2 separate regions of the Homo sapiens genome follow, and region 2 is linked to region 1. Evidence: chromatin loops called from intact Hi-C (ENCODE). Cell type or tissue: endothelial cell of umbilical vein. All regions are shown on one strand. Each heading gives the region's core, and the rest is flanking DNA. Links, peaks and the distances in the headings are about the cores only.

Region 1 (8,096 bases), core at 1,739-6,738:
CGCCATTGACCACACACTAATGAAATGCTGTCTGCTGATGATAACACTCACATACCATGGTGAGCTCTCCAAATCACACCAGTAAAGTAACAGTACATAAGGGATATTTATTAGTTCTTCTTCCTGGGTTACTTATTATTCTAGTAAAGTAATACTATTTTAGGAATCTATTGTGCAGGGGGGAAATGTGACTTAAATTAGACGTTTCTAAAGCCTCATCTCCAGCAGTATACACCTTTGAGACACAAGATTGTTTCTTCCTCTTTAATCATCGATTTTGAGAAACATAGCAAAGGCTCTATACTTGCATAAAAACAGTACAGCTTAAATTTTCTTTTATTTATTTTATTTAGCACTTTCTTTTCTTTTCTTTTTTTTTTTTTTTTTTGAGAGGGTCTCACTCTGTCACCCAGGCTGGAGTGCAGTGGTACAATAATGGCTCACCAAAGCATTGACCTCCTAGCCTCAGCCTTCCAAAGTAGCTGGGACTACAGGCATGTGTTGTTGTGCCTGGCTATTTTTCAAATTTTTTCTGGAGATAGGGACTCACTACGTTGCTCAAGATGGTCTCAAACTCCTGGGCTCAAGTGATCCTCCCACCTCAGCCTCACAAAGTGCTGGGATTACAGGCCTGAGCAACCATACCCAGCTGAAATTTTCTTTATACCAATTAGCAGAATACACATCACATTGGAGACAAAGTACAGGGCTAAATTAAGTTAGTATAATGCCTAAGTCCAGACATATTTCCAAAACACATTAGTTTGTGGGATAAAACATTGCTATAGTGATGATGATGATGATAATATTAATCACTAAAATTTTTGGCTGTTGTACTGGGTTCTTTCTACTCAAATCCCAATATAATTATGCATTAAACAATTTTATTTTCAAAAAGAAAAAATTACTAATACAAGTTAACTCATTTAATTATTATCACTTAGCTAGTCAATAATGACTCCACAATTTGATTTAAAGATGTGATATGCCCAAAATGACCTACAATTGTATTTAATGCTCCACTATACTATGGCTAGAAATAATAGTGATATATTAGTCTAGAAATGTCCATAGCTCCTCATCCTAAATAACTAGAAATTTATTACCATTTCATAATTAATTGATTCGAACATCTAGTTTAGTTACAAAGAAAATATTTCAAAAAACTATTTCAACTAAAAAAATACCGAACTGGTACCAAACATTAAGAATAATGGCTATACAGATATGCCCTGCAATGTCTTTGCAATAGTGAGATTCCTCATTCTTCCTTTCTTGTTTTGTTTTAAATCTTTATGTTCTGTGATTTAAACAGACTTCTTCCAAATATAAAGCAAAACTATAAAGTGTAAGAAAAGGGTCAAATAAAATAAGTGCCTTTAATGGAAAGAATACAAATGATTATTCTCTAATTGTCTCAGAAATAAAAGAAATATAATCCTACGACAGTTCCTGGACTAATCAAAATAAAGTAAGTGAAAAAGAGAATTTCACAATTGTTTTTCTTTTGTTAAATCAGGTGCTATAAACTATAGAAATATGAATGAAAATTTTTATTAGCCTAAAGTGTCAACTGTCATGATTAATGTATTATGACAAATAAATTAGTTAAAATTATACTTATATGTTCTGGATTGTCTTATTCATTTTTAGATTTAATTTTTTTTCACTTATATGGCTCAGTAATCTACTTACTTCTAGCAGGAATCCTCTAATGTAGATATCAGCAGGTTTAGTGGCATATGCAACTCTAACAAGGATGAAAACACTCATGTGGTCCTTACTACTTGAAGCTGAAATTATTTAGTAGCTAAAAACATGAATTTTCACATTACGTAGATGAGTATAAATCCATATTTCCCTATAATGGGATCTTAGGCAAATAATTCAAACTCACTAAATCTTAATGGGGCACAGTAGCTCATGCCTGTAGTCTCAGTGCCTCAGAAGCTGAGGTGGGAGGATCTCTTGAGCCCCGGAGTTTGAGTTAAACTTGGGTAACATAGCAAGAACTCATCTCTAAAAAATAAGCTTCAAAAAAGAAAGAAATACAAACAACCTACAAAATATCAATATCTCATATGTTGAAAATGTGGATAATATCACTTTAAATATTTTTGTAAAAATTGAATAAGGTTATGGCATACCTGGCACATATTAAGCATTTCATAAATAGTATTTTATTAAAGGCATTATCATCCATCAGTGTAAAAGGATATGTTCAACTTATATTTGTTATATACCTTCTATATACTGTTTTAGTTGTTGCATGTACAAATATTTTTAAAATTTCTATAATAGAAAATTATATTTCTATGATAGAATAGACATACATAAAAAGTAATAAGAACAATTTATAATGTGTTGGTTACTGATGAGTACTGTGATGAAAATAAAAGTGGAGAGACCCACCAGGCTTCAGTTAAGAAATGGAATGTTTTGAAGTTATAAATGAAGTGGATGGGCAAGCCTTCACTGAGAAGGAATATTTAAACATATGTATCTTTCTACATTTTGGTGTGTGTCAAAGCACATAAAACGCCTGACATACAGAATTCCCCACTCCATTTTGGTTTACATTTTGGCATAAAAAAATAAGTCCAATTGAAATTATTTGTGTACGTATTTCTGTACCACATTGGCTGTATTAATGGAGACACACGCTTGCACTCAGAAACACACATATATATGTAAAATATATAAAAACTTTTATATATTTTATAATTTATAGTTTTAATGAATTTATGCATACTTCCACATATTTATACATATTTACATATCCTTATGTTGCATAATAAACTTCAAAGATATTTCAAATATCATTGAATGCTCCATTAGAAATGGACGAGCTGACATCATGATAAATTTCATGGAGATAGAGCTTGCTAGACTTAGTACCTGACGAAAGTTGCAGGTTGCAGTGAAGGAAGATGTCTGGAAAAATTCATGGGTTCTAGGTTGGGCAACAATATAAATGTTAGTGACACACAAGAAATAAAAATGTAGAAGGAAAAATAAGCTTGAATGGAAAGATAACATGTTTCACATAAAATATCATAGAATATACTGAGGTTTAAAGATCTAGGGAACATTAGATATAGATAAACGTCACGAAGCAACTTGTTACCTAGGCTATCATGTGTAATAGCCACATCACTCTCACATCAGAAAGGCTGATTAAAGGGATGTGATGCAAGTTAGCAGAGGAGAGAATTTCAAGAAGTTTTATGAGCAGGTCAAAAGATCATTGTATGTATCAATTATAAGGTCATGCTTACTGGAGGCAAGTGAAGATTTAGTGGAGTCCTGTATGTAGACGGGAGTTAGTAGCTTGAAAGCAAATGGGTTGTGAGATGAGGAGGTAGAGCTTGGTTTTGAAAGATATAGTAAGTCTTCTGTTAAGTGCCTCCATCATCTCAGCAATTTTCCCTTTATGACTCTTCTACATACTGTAGTTATTTGTCTCATGTCTATATCTGTGGCCAGGGTGTGAGCTTGACATGATGCATTATTCTTCAGTGAGCCCACCAAAATAACACAATTTTGTCACATGAGTATTCCTCCAAAAATAATGTGTTTGAGTGGATCGGTAATGAGAAAAATAGATGTTATTTTAGGGGTGCAAGGATTCTTTTTTCTTTTTTGTATTAAGTGTTAATGGATTTAAAGTGTATAAGTACCAAGTAGAGACAGAAAGAAATGACAATATGGAAAACACAGAAGCATGATAGGTAGATAACACCAGTCTTGGTTGAAAGGATGTGTGAGGATTGTGGAGAAAGGAGAGGAGGGTAGGGAATAAAATGAAGAACAAAGTGGGAGGGATAATCCTTGAAGAACAGTAACAAACCTGCTCTGAGCGTTGAAGACAGTGTAAGGATATAGTCACAGATTTAGGTGTGGTAATGGAAAACTAACTTTGATGTTTTCTATTTCTTTGTGAAATAGAAAATAAGGTCATATAGTGGAGGTAGGAGAGTAGGCAGAATGAAACACATATTGATTTTGCTTTAGCTCTGAAGACTAAAAGCCACCTGTACTTAAACAGAAAATTCAGATTTATTATACCAATAGGGCTAGTCCTGGATCCTATTTAGCCAGAACTTTTATTTTTCTGACTGCAGTTTTCCTTTCTTTTTACAGTTGACCACAGTATAGCTAAATGCACATCTTGATTTTGCATTAAAATGTAAGACTGCCCTCTTTCTGCAATAATTCAAACTGCAGGATGTTTGCATGTGATTAAATGTTGACACATTGTACTACCGTTTTTCAACTGTATGCATAGTAGAGCTCCAGATTTCCTCCAATTATTTAATTTATATATTAAGTTTAAGTATAAACTTAATGTTTAGTGTGTGTGTGTGTGTGTGAGAGAGAGGCAGAAAATGAACTTGAACAAGAATTAAGACACAGAAAACTTTAATGAGAATTAATAGTTAAGAAAATAATACTTATTATTCTTCTAGAAATACAAGAGAAAGTGCAACTATAAATTGACATTCTCCTTTATTGTGAATCCACTAACAGGTTTAGCCCTAGGTCTAGTAAGTCTCCAAGGAGATATTCAGGAATATATTCCAAAATCCCATGTTTATTGTCTTCCATAAGCTTTGGTTTGTATGCTTTGTAGTCAGGGCCATGCACAGCTCATGTGTGACTTGCTAGGCTGGCAAACTGCTGATGTGGCCGATTAGTTGGCTCCATTTGGAAACATGAATATTATGCTTAGAAAATAGTGTTGCTAAGTGAGTTTCTCTCACTCTCTTATTTTTTAACTAACTGAGCCAGAGGAATGGATTATACATATTTGTTGTTTTGCATATAAATTGGAAATTACTCCTTTCCCCTACCTGCAGTTGCAAATAATGTTTCCTCCACTTTTGTCTGAACAGCAATCTCCATTTTTAGATGAGCCCTGTCCAAATTATTGGAAAATTATAACATTTGCTGACAGCCTCCTTTAAAGTGATCAATCAAACTTCTCCAAGAGAAAATTATATTTTTAAAGGAAGCTTTATAACTTTAATGGCTTCAAAGGTCAAGTTATTTCTTTTCTTCAATTTAAGGACATGTTCTTGAGTCAATCAATATTAATTCAACATAAGACCTTAGTCCCCAATTTCACCTCTTATGTTAGCTAACATAATTAAACCTGTGTTGCTGAGCAAAATGTCAAATACCTTTTTCTTAGGACAAAGTACTCTATCTGGGTTTTCTTTTTCAATTTTCATTAATTTAAACAAGCAAATTTATTTTTATTGTATTGAGCATCAAATAAAAGCAATTACTCAGCATGCTTCTGGATTTGGTAATGAATATTTTTTTCTGAATTTGAGAATGAGGCTTTCCATGTGCCCCCTCCCCATCTGTCAGGCATAGAATTGGTTGGACTGTGGTGAGCAGCAGTCACTTGGGATAGTGTTTGCTTAGTCTTAGGTTCCAAACCCTCAGTAAAACTCATTTAAAAACTGACTGAGACAGAGCTCAATGCACTAAAAAGTCTTCTTGACTCTTTCTCAATCTCTCTTTTAATACCATGAGCACTGACCTGAATTAGACTGACTATTCTTTCTTGGTATTTAATTTCTGCATAATACTTTCCATATAATTCTCTGGAATTCTCGATGACTTTGTTCTAACTTTTACCTTAGATTTCTGGTAATTGCTTCAGATATACTTCTACCCCTCCATTTTAACAGTACTCAAAGCCCAGTGTAATGTGCTTTTCAAATAAGACCAATTCTAGGCTTCACTGAATCTACTGCACACACGATTACAAATCTAGAATTTTCTAAATGCTAATGGGAAAATGTTGAGACTTTTAGAGAACAAGTTTATTCAGAAAAAAAAAACTGAGCTAAAATGTAAGATTAGATATTCCAATAAACTAAATGCCAATAATGTGTATTTTTCCAATATGCCATTCTGAAACAAAGCAGAGTATTCAGATAATTGTGATACTATTTGATACATTATTGTTTATTGGTCTCTCTTCTGACATTTAAAATAAGAAATGTTCATTTATTCCTTAAGTAAATATTACAAGACTGCTAATTGTACATCATTTCATTATGGATGTGTACACCCACACATATAAAATTATATATGTTAAAATATTTGGACTGGTGTGTGTGTGTATTTTGAGTAAAGTAAAAAAATGATGAAGAGGACCCAGATTAAAATGTGAAGTTAATGAAGCTGCTACTATACACCATGTCTTTTACTTCAAAAACACTTCAGCCTTGTCAATGTTACAGTATGTATTGGTTGGTTAGTTTAAGCTAAATAGTGTATGGTCAGTTTCTCTTGTTAGAGAATTCAGAAGCATTTAATCCAACATTACAACGCATAAATGATGACTTCCTATTTTTTATATTTCTGACGCTTTGACATCTGAGGCCTTGCTGATCCTAGAGACACTGTCCAACAAGGCCTAGCCAATTCCTAGAGACAGTAAAGGACTCACTGGCCTGCAAGGGTGACTTTCATATACAAACTAACCAACTAGCCCACATTCCCACCACTTCCTTTAATCAGGCTTACACCCTCAGGGTCACTATTCCCCTGCCCTAATCACCCAAGGGCCAGTACCAGACAACTAGGGACAACCCTGGTGCTCCAAAACATACTGAAATTATTAAAATTATCAGATCTTGAACCTACTGAGACAGAAATCACAATAAAGGCTCCTGCCCACATTCCATATTTTTTTCTCACTTTTCTCTCTCTTTTCTCTCTCTTTTCTCTCTCTTTTTTCTTTTATTTATTTATTTTTATTTTTTATTTTACTTTAAGTTCTAGGGTACATGTGCACAACATGCAGGTTTATTACCTATGTATACATGTGCCATGTTGGTGTGCTGCACCCATTAACTCGTCATTTACATTAGGTACATCTCCTAATGCTATCCCTCCCCCGTTCCCCCACCCCCTGGCAGGGCCCGGTGTGTGATGTTCCCCACCCTGTGTCCAAGTGTTCTCATTGTTCAATTCCCACCTATGAGTGAGAACATGCGGTGTTTGGTTTTCTATCCTTGCGATAGTTTGCTCAGAATGATGGTTTCCAGCTTAGACTCCTACACAATAATAATGGGAGACTTTAACACCCCACTGTCAACATTAGACAGATCAACGAGACAGAAAGTTAGCAAGGATGTCCAGGAATTAAACTCAGCTCTGCACCAAGCGGACCTAATAGACATCTACAGAACTCTCCACCCCAAAACAACAGAGTATACATTCTTCTCAGCACTTTTGTCTCTTGACTCACCTTGGTCACCGCATGTGGCTCTGCACGGCTTGGAATGCACCTTCCTTTTGTCAACTGTGAGTACCAAATTATCTTTTTAAAGGCAGTCATCTCCCAATCTGTTGTCCTAACTGTACCTGATTAAAAATCAACACTCACTATTTCACTCCAGGGTTATCATAAAATAAAAGCAAATACCCAGCATGCTTCTGCATTTCATAATAAATTTCAAGGCTTTTGTTCATTGTTCCATCTACCAAGCATAGAATTAGATGGAAAGTGGTGAGCAGTGGCCAGCTGGGATGGTGACTACTGGGGTGGTGAATACACAAACTTCAGATAGACCTAATTCTTATCTAAACCAGATCTTTGCTAATTGTCATAATAAATATTAAAAATGGATTTTCATTGGTGAAAGTAGACACATGTTTATAACTACTGTGGGTGACGTATATAATCCCTCTTTAGTGAAATGAATGTCTTTCAAGACATGTAGATGAGCAAGAATAGTTTAGAGATACTCTGCTAGACTGAGTTGGATGTGCTGTAGTGAAATGGCCCTGTGTCTGGTCAGATTTGGAAGTTTTAGATTGCCTACCTTTTCCATAGTATTAGCATATTTAATCCTATCTCTATAATAGTGTTGTGTTTTATTTTAATAAATGTTTAATGCCACATCAGAATATTTACAAGACAGAAAGCTGGTGTGTCATCTAATCTAGAGGGCATGTTATATAATTGTGCTGGGAAGTTTTACAAGGTAATTATTTCTCTAATAAATGTGAGGGATATATTGTAGTTTGATATTGGATTTTATTACCTTAGAAGGATTAGAGTGTGGTGG
Region 2 (8,096 bases), core at 1,499-6,498, 510 kb before region 1:
TCCAGGAATCAACCCGATTTTATTGTTACACATTTTTCATTTTATATATTATTTAGAATCATGCTTTAGTGTTTTTTACTTATCTCCTCAACAGTAATATTGGATCACAATTTTATTTCTTTAATATTATCGTTAGATTTTGATGTCCAATTTATGTTAGCCTCATAATATATAAAAAGTGGCATTATTTCTACCTGTAATATTTGAGAGAAATAGCTAAGGAAGCCATATAGATCTGACATTTTCTTTTAGAAAAAAATAAGTTTGAATTCTATTTGTTTAATAGACATAGGACTTTTCAGATATATTTCATCTTGTTTTCTTTTTGTAAGATGGGTATTTCTAAAAATGTTTTTATTTCCTTTATGATATTAGGGGTTTTTTTTGTATATCTTCCGCTACTCCTTTTTAAATTAGTTTTACTTAATATTCATCTCTGTTATTAGTTATTTTTTAATAATCAATTTTGACTTCATTCAGGTGCATACACACACACCGTCAGTATATAGATCTATCTATCTATCATCTATCTGTCTATAATATATTCATTATATCTTTTTGTAGCATCATGAAATGGATACTTATAATTCTTTCTGACTCCATCTTTGAGGCAATACATTTTTCCTCAAAATGGAATTAGCGCGTAATTCCTTTTTCTGACCCATGGATTTTAGAAGTATTTGTATGAATTTTCAATTTTGTGTGATATTCTGTTTAACTATTTATCTTAAATTTCTAACTACCTAAATTCCTCTGTGTTCCAGTAACAGACAGTATAACATCAGTACATTGGAAGTCATTGAGTTGTGCTTAAAATTCAGACAATTTTTCCATGGCTGATTGGCATGTACCTTAAATGAAGTCTAGTGATAGATGTTGGGTCCTGTCCATTTTTGTTGTTGTATCAATTACTGAGATTATTAATATTTTCTACTCTGATTAGTTGTCTGTTTTTAGTTCTTCCCACTATTCTTTATATGCTTAGAATGTATGTTATTACAAATTTAGAACTTTAAAAAACCTTCTTCATGAGTTAAACCTTTTTTTTTTTCTTTGAGATAGCATCTTGCTCTGTCATCCAGGCTGGAATGCAGTGGCACAATCACAGTTCATTGCGGCCTCAATCTCCCAGGCTCAAGCAACCCTCCCACCTCAGTGCCCCCAGTAGCTGAAATTACAAGCATATAATTTCAGTCACCACGCCCAGCTAATTTTTGTGTTTTTGATAGAGACAGGGTTTTGCCATGTTGCCCAGACTGTTCTAGAATTCCTGGACTCAAGTGATTTTCCTGCCTCTACCTCCCAAAGTGCTGGGATTATAGGCATGAGCCACCATGCCTGGCCCCCTAACCTTTTATAAATATGAAATATTCCTTTTTATTCCTAGCAATATTTTGCCTTAAAACTCTAATTTATCTGATACTATTATAACTACTCTAGCTTTTTTTTTAGTTGTCATCATTTTTCAATCTTTTTTTCTGTCAATCATTTAAAATAAATCTTGTATTTTGTTTGGACCATTAGGTATATTTACATTTAATTAAATTATTACTAATAAAAATGAATTTAAGTATACTATATTACTATTCACTTTTTAACATTTCTCATACATATTGTATTAGTCTTTTCTCATACTGCTAATAAAGACATACCAGAGACAGGGTAATTTCTAAAGGAAAGAGGTTTAATGGACTCACAGTTCCACATGGCTGGGGAGGACTCACAATCATGGTTGAAGGCAAAAAAGGAGCAAAGTCACATCTTGCATGGCGGCAGAGAAGCAAGAAAAAATGAGAACCAAGCAAAAGGAGAAATCCCTTATAAAATCATAAGATTTCATGAGACTTACTCACCACCATGAGAACAGTATGTGGGAAACCACCCCCATGACTTAATTATCTCCTACCGATTTTCTCTCACATGTGGGAATTATGACAACTACAATTCATGATGAGATTTGGGTGGGGACACAGTCAAACCATATCACATATGCTATGTTCCATTTTCTCTCTTTTGTTGTCGTAGTTTCTATTGATGTTTTATTATGCCATTTTTTTTTCTATTATCTTACTAGATATATATTATTTTTAATGGCTAAAATGACAAATTGAATCTTCAAAATTTCAACAACTATTAGAAGTTCTGAATGTTTCCTCTTGAAGATCCTGTGAGCTCTTTAACTCTGCTTACCATCTGACCTGTGACTTATATGATGCGCTAGTTACGGGCTTAAATTCTGAATATATTTTAAAATAACAAGTACTGGTATTATTGTTTTGTCATCACCATGCATTCAAATTAACTCATATATTTAGTCTTTTATGGCCTCTTATTTCTTCTAACACTAATTTTTGAGGAGGGCCATTTTTTTTCCTCCTGGAGAACAAAATGCACTAGTGTAAGTTTCCTATCATTATATTCGATTTTGTTCTGTAAATGTCATTGGTTAAATTTTTTTTAAGGCATTTTCTTTGGTTTTAAAATTCTTGGCTGGTAAGTATTTTCTTTCAAGCATTTGAATATACCAATTCATTGACTTTTGGCTACTTTTTCTGTACCTGCCTGTCATGTTCTTTTTATTTTTCTTTCTCTGGATGCTTTTAAGATTTTCTCTTTGTTTTGCAACTTTGCAGAAGTTTTACTGTAATGTGACTAGGTGTGGTTTTCTTAGTAGTTTTTCTGCTTAAGATTTTTAATTCTTATAAATTTTAAATGTACACTAAGAATATGGCCCAGTATGTAAAAATGTATGAGCTATATAAAATCTGTACTCAAATGGTCATAGAACTTTACTCATAATATCCAGAAAATTTAAAACTACCCAAATGTCCAACAACTTGTGAATAGATAAATGTATTAAAGCCTATCCATACAATGGGATACTACTCAGCAATGAAAAAGTTACAAACTGATGATACACTAGCAACATTTTTAAAGTTTTCCAAAAATTATAATAAATGAAAGAAGACTGAAATGAAAGAATGAAGGCTGCATAAGTTCATTTAGAAACAGAATTTTTGAAAAGGCAAAATTATAGTGATAGAAAATAGATCGGAAGTTTCAAGAAGATTAAACTGGGGTATCGAATATATTGTAAAAAAGACAGGAGTAAAATTATGAGGGTTGGTAGAAATATTCTTTATCGTGATTGTTGTGGTGGTTGCACACTGTATAAAATTCCCTAAATTCATTAAATTGTAAATTGATTAATTTTAGTGTATGTAAATTATACCCCAATAAAACAAATTAAAAAGTGCTTGCAATAAACAAATTAGATAACTCATATGAACTGTATACATATTCTCATTTTATATTACCACTTTGCCACATAAGTGCATAGCCTTTAAATATTTTTTGTTAAATAAATAAATCAATATATCGACTAATAACTAAAAACTTGGACTAGGTCCCATGACTATTATTTCAACTCAGTATCATATTAAAGACTTATTTTACTTCATTTATTTTGTCTGAAGAAGTTTGAGTTAATTATGTTTATTAAATATGCCATATATTTTTCCATCTCTGTATATGCTTAAGTAATTTCTTTCTGATGGAATTATTTAATTTTCTCTCACACTGAGAAAACCACTGATCGCTTTTTTAAAAGTCAATCTTGCCTCAGTTTCAAGTCTATCAAATGCAACCTACTCTGTAAAGGTATGGAAAAGTCCTCACTCCTAGAAATAAAAACTCCAAATTCTAAACAGAATGTATTATAACTTATTTTTTTAATATCTCATAAAAGCTTTGAAGTGAGGAGGGCATTTCTTATAAAGACCAGTGCAATGTCTTATAAATATGGATTTGTTCAATATTTTTCATGAATATGTTTATGTGGTCTATTTTCATGTTGATTTTTTGTTTTCTCAGTAATATGGCATTGAAAGGAATTGCTCTGACACATTGATCTTATAAAAAAGTATTCAGTAATTCAAAGGAAGAAACCAGAAATGTTGGTTCACTTAAATTAAGGCTTATTTTATCATCTGGACACCTCAAAGCTGAGATTGCTTGAGATATACGCAAGTGCTTAAAGATATCACCAAAATAAAATGTTGCTATTAAGAAGGTTAAATGTACAGCCTGAGGAAATTTCAGAGAACTTGCCCTTCCTGTGATTATTTTTAGAAGATATTTAATCTGTATGATAACAAAACTGTCAGAGGAAGCCAGTTTTGATTAAAGTGAACAACACAAAATGCGGAAAGAATGAGCTTATTCTATTTCCTGCTGATATTATGAAAATACCTGCATCTGAAAAGGAAATATCTTTTAATGCCATGGAATATGCCTTAAAAAAATAAAAATTATGCATTAGACTCTGTCATAGGAAAAAATGTGCTGGCTAGAGCCATGTGAAAGACAAAGAAAAGCTAACTAGCCATGGAAGAATAAGACTGTAGAACAACGCAAACACTCATCAACTCCTCAAATCAATCCCATTCTTAATTTTAACAGACATGTATCATGGCATTTGTAAAACTAGGATGACACAGCATTTTGTGTCAATGACTATATAATTTTTCAACATGTTTTCAGAAATAGAAATATTAAATTTAAGAAAAATGTATTTTCTGGGTGTCAGTAAAGTGGAGACACTGTGAAACTTTGTGTTACATATTTAGATAACCAAAATATGGAGATAGCAACATATCAAATGGAAGATTGGAAGAGTACACATGGAAGAATGTAGAGTCAGGATGAAACATTTGTGCCAGGCAGCATGCGTGTATCAAAAAATAATGCTCAGAAGGCAATTGCAATTGCTGTATCAATAACATCTCCAGTAAGCAAAAATGTTTATGAGAGTAAAACCACCTAAAATTTTCCCAACAGTGAAATATTAAATATAATGCTCACCACTTAATGCAATAAACATTTATGGAGTAATTAAATAAATAATGCTTAGGTATCTCCTGTCTCATCATTCAAATATAGTTCAGAGATTTGGAAAATAATAACAAAAAGGTAGGATACAAGTTTATGCTTATGTCATCACTAGCAATATATAACCAGAATTTTAACACGGTTTTTATATGGGTAGTAGATTTTATTGTAAATAATATTTTTGTTTCTTATAATTCTTTCTATTCTCCAAGCCTTCTATAATATATATGGATCACTTTAAAAATTACTATATGTTACTTTTAAAAGCTTTATTTCAAATGGACTAAGTTTTATGAAATATCTAAAAAGTCCAGGGACAGTACCTGTAATCTCAGCACTTTGGGAGGCTGAGGTGGATGGATGGCTTGAGCCCAGTTCGAGAACAGCCTGAAAAAATTTTTTTTATATATTTCTCTACAAAAAGATATAGAAATCAGTGTGGTGTGGTGGTGCATGCCTATAGTCCTAGGAACTTGGTGGGCTGAGGCAAGAGGATCACTTGAGCCTGGGAGGCAAAGGTTGCAGTGAGGTGTGATAGCACTACTGCACTCCAGCCTGGGTGTCAGAGCAAGACTACATCTCAAAAAAATTCAAAAACTAATTAAAAAATAAATATCTGAAAAGGTACTTATAAAAAATGTAATTTAATAATAAAGTCTATAAAAAGAACTTAGAAGGTGGGAAACTTGTACACTGAAAACTGTAAACAATGATGAAAGAAATAAAAAAAAGGCCCACATAAATAGTCATCTCATGTTCAAGGTTTGAAAGACTTAATATTGCTAAAATATTTATACTATCAAAAGTGATCTACAATTTCAATGCAATCCCTATCAAAATCCCAATGGTATTTTTCCGGAAATAGAAAAAAGTACTAAAATTTACATTAAATCACAAAAGACCTCAAATAGCTGAAACAAAATTAAGAAAGAAAAACAAAACTTTCTAATTTTAAAATATATCACAAGGCTACAATAATTAAAATGGCATGGTACTGATATAAAGACAGACATATAGACCAATGAAACAGAATAGAGAACCCAAAAATAAATCAGCGCATATATCATCAATTGATCTTTGGCAAGGGATCCAGGAATACACAATGGGGAAAGGATAGTCTCTTCAAGAAATGGTGTTGGGAAAATGATATCCACACACAGAATAATTAAATTTGACTTTATCTTACACTATACATAAAAATCAACTCAATGTGGATTAATGACTTAAATATAAGACCTGAAATGTATGACTCCTAAAAGGGAACATAGGGAAAGAGTTTATGATATGGTGTTGAATTTTATGGCTATGATACCATAGGCCCAAACAACACAAGTAAAAATAGACAAATAGAACTACATTAAACTAAAATGTTTTTGCACAGCAAAGAAAACAATCAACAGACTGAAAAAAGCAACCTATGAAATTTCAAAAAATACTTGCCTTAAAAACTAATAGATTTCTGGCCAGGCACAGTGGCTCACACTTGTAATCTGAGCACTATGGGAGGCCAAGGTAGGCAGATCATGAGGTCAGGAGTTTGAGACCAGCATGACCAACATGGTGAAACCCTGTCTCTACTAAAAATACGAAAATTAGCTAAGCATGTGTAATCCCAGCTACTCAGGAGGCTGAGGCAGGAGAATTGCTTGAACCCTGGAGGCATAGATTGCAGTGAGCCGAGATTGTGCCATTGCACTCCAGCCTGGGCAACAGAGTGAGACTCCATCTCAAAAATAAAAATAAAAAAATAAAAATAATAATAATAATAGAATTTTACTACTTGTGATAACATAGATGAACCTAGTAGATATTATTCTTTATAGACAAGCAAATGCTGAGAGATTTTGTCACCACCAGGCCTGCCTTACAAGAGCTCCCAGAGGAAGCACTAAATATGGAAAAGAAAAACCGGTAAAACCTAGTAGATATTATGTTAAGAAAAAAAGCCAGTCATGGAAGAACAAATACTGCATGATATCCCTTTTCTGAGGTATTAAAACTAGTTAAATTAATATAATCAAAAAGGGGAATGGTGGTCACAAGAGCCAAGGGGAGTGGGGAGTGGGGAGTTGCTAAGTCAAGGGGATAAAATAATCATTGTGCAAGAAAAATAACTTTTAGAGATCTGCTATACAATATTGTTCCCATAGTTTAAAATACTGTATTGTACAATTAAAAATTTATAAAGAGGGTAGATCTCATGCTAAGTGTTCTTACCACACTAAAACACAAGTTTAAAATAGATACAGTTTTAGCCTTATTAAGTAATAATAGTTAACACATGAAGAATATCAGACCCATGGGCAACTTGATCAGGCAGGGGCTCTGTGTGTGTGCTAGATTATGTCTGGAATGCAACTGAGTGTCCCTAGACTTGGTAGCATCCTGTGATTCCAACATGTCAATTTTTCAGGGATGGTAAGATATAGTACTGGATTTATTTTGAACTTTGGGGAAAGATGTAGATTAGGACAATAAATGTTCAGAAACCATGGAACAACCCAATATAGTACAGACTGGTAGGATCTCAAGGCAGAAAGTAGAACTAGAAGTTATTTAAACAAATTTCAGACCATAGGAAACTGAAGCACATTAACTTGTTGAACTAGCATCCCAGAAAATATAATAGCTTGGAGATCATTCTGGAAGGGTTGTGACTTACGTGATGTTTCATTTATATCTTAATATTTATTAAGATTTAGGAAGCTAACATTAAAGCTTATTTACCTGTATCTAGTTGTAAATATTTATCAAATGAGAAAAATACTATCAATAGAACTTAATTTGGATTGCCAGTGGAGTAACTTCATGTGTTCTGTCTGATCGGAAACACATTATTGGACAGGAAATCATTGTATCCTCTCCTTTCTTTTATTGACTCATGCTAGCATTTAAGATTATTTTATTGTGAATAACTATTTTTTTGTTGAATGAGATTATGTAAACCTCTTCCTTCAGCTACTCTCAGACTTGCATCATTTCAAATCCATTGTATTAACTCCTAGCTCATCAACTTTCATTGCTACTGCAAACCTTGCAAAACTTGGGCTCAAGCCATTCTAGTTGAAAGAAATTCCTATTGTTATAATTCCTTTATATGAAGGTCAAGGGGAATTTGTACCTCTCAGATGTTGCTGTATGTTGAGGCCTTGTGTGGAAGGCATGGCTTTTTCAATTCATACGTTCCTGAATTCAAATCATAAACA

The links. Peaks named below come from ENCODE experiments on the same cell type or tissue, not always from the same donor. Only the 100,000 strongest peaks of a DNase experiment are listed, where the experiment ranks them.
Region 2: a loop joins it to region 1, with 3 times the contacts of the local background. A loop is called at or near these places in 2 of 110 quality-filtered maps.

The regions. Positions count from the first base shown.
Region 1 is chr2:83,192,232-83,200,327 of GRCh38, forward strand. No RefSeq gene overlaps it. Among named protein-coding and RNA genes, the nearest start is that of LINC01809, 330 kb to the right of the region's middle. In endothelial cell of umbilical vein, for the core only: a CTCF peak has its summit at 4,199; a DNase peak (open chromatin) is centred at 4,180; H3K27ac peaks cover 391 bases.
Region 2 is chr2:82,686,721-82,694,816 of GRCh38, forward strand. No RefSeq gene overlaps it. Among named protein-coding and RNA genes, the nearest start is that of LINC01809, 830 kb to the right of the region's middle. In endothelial cell of umbilical vein, for the core only: no CTCF peak of the experiment used is centred there; a DNase peak (open chromatin) is centred at 4,211; H3K27ac peaks cover 1,946 bases.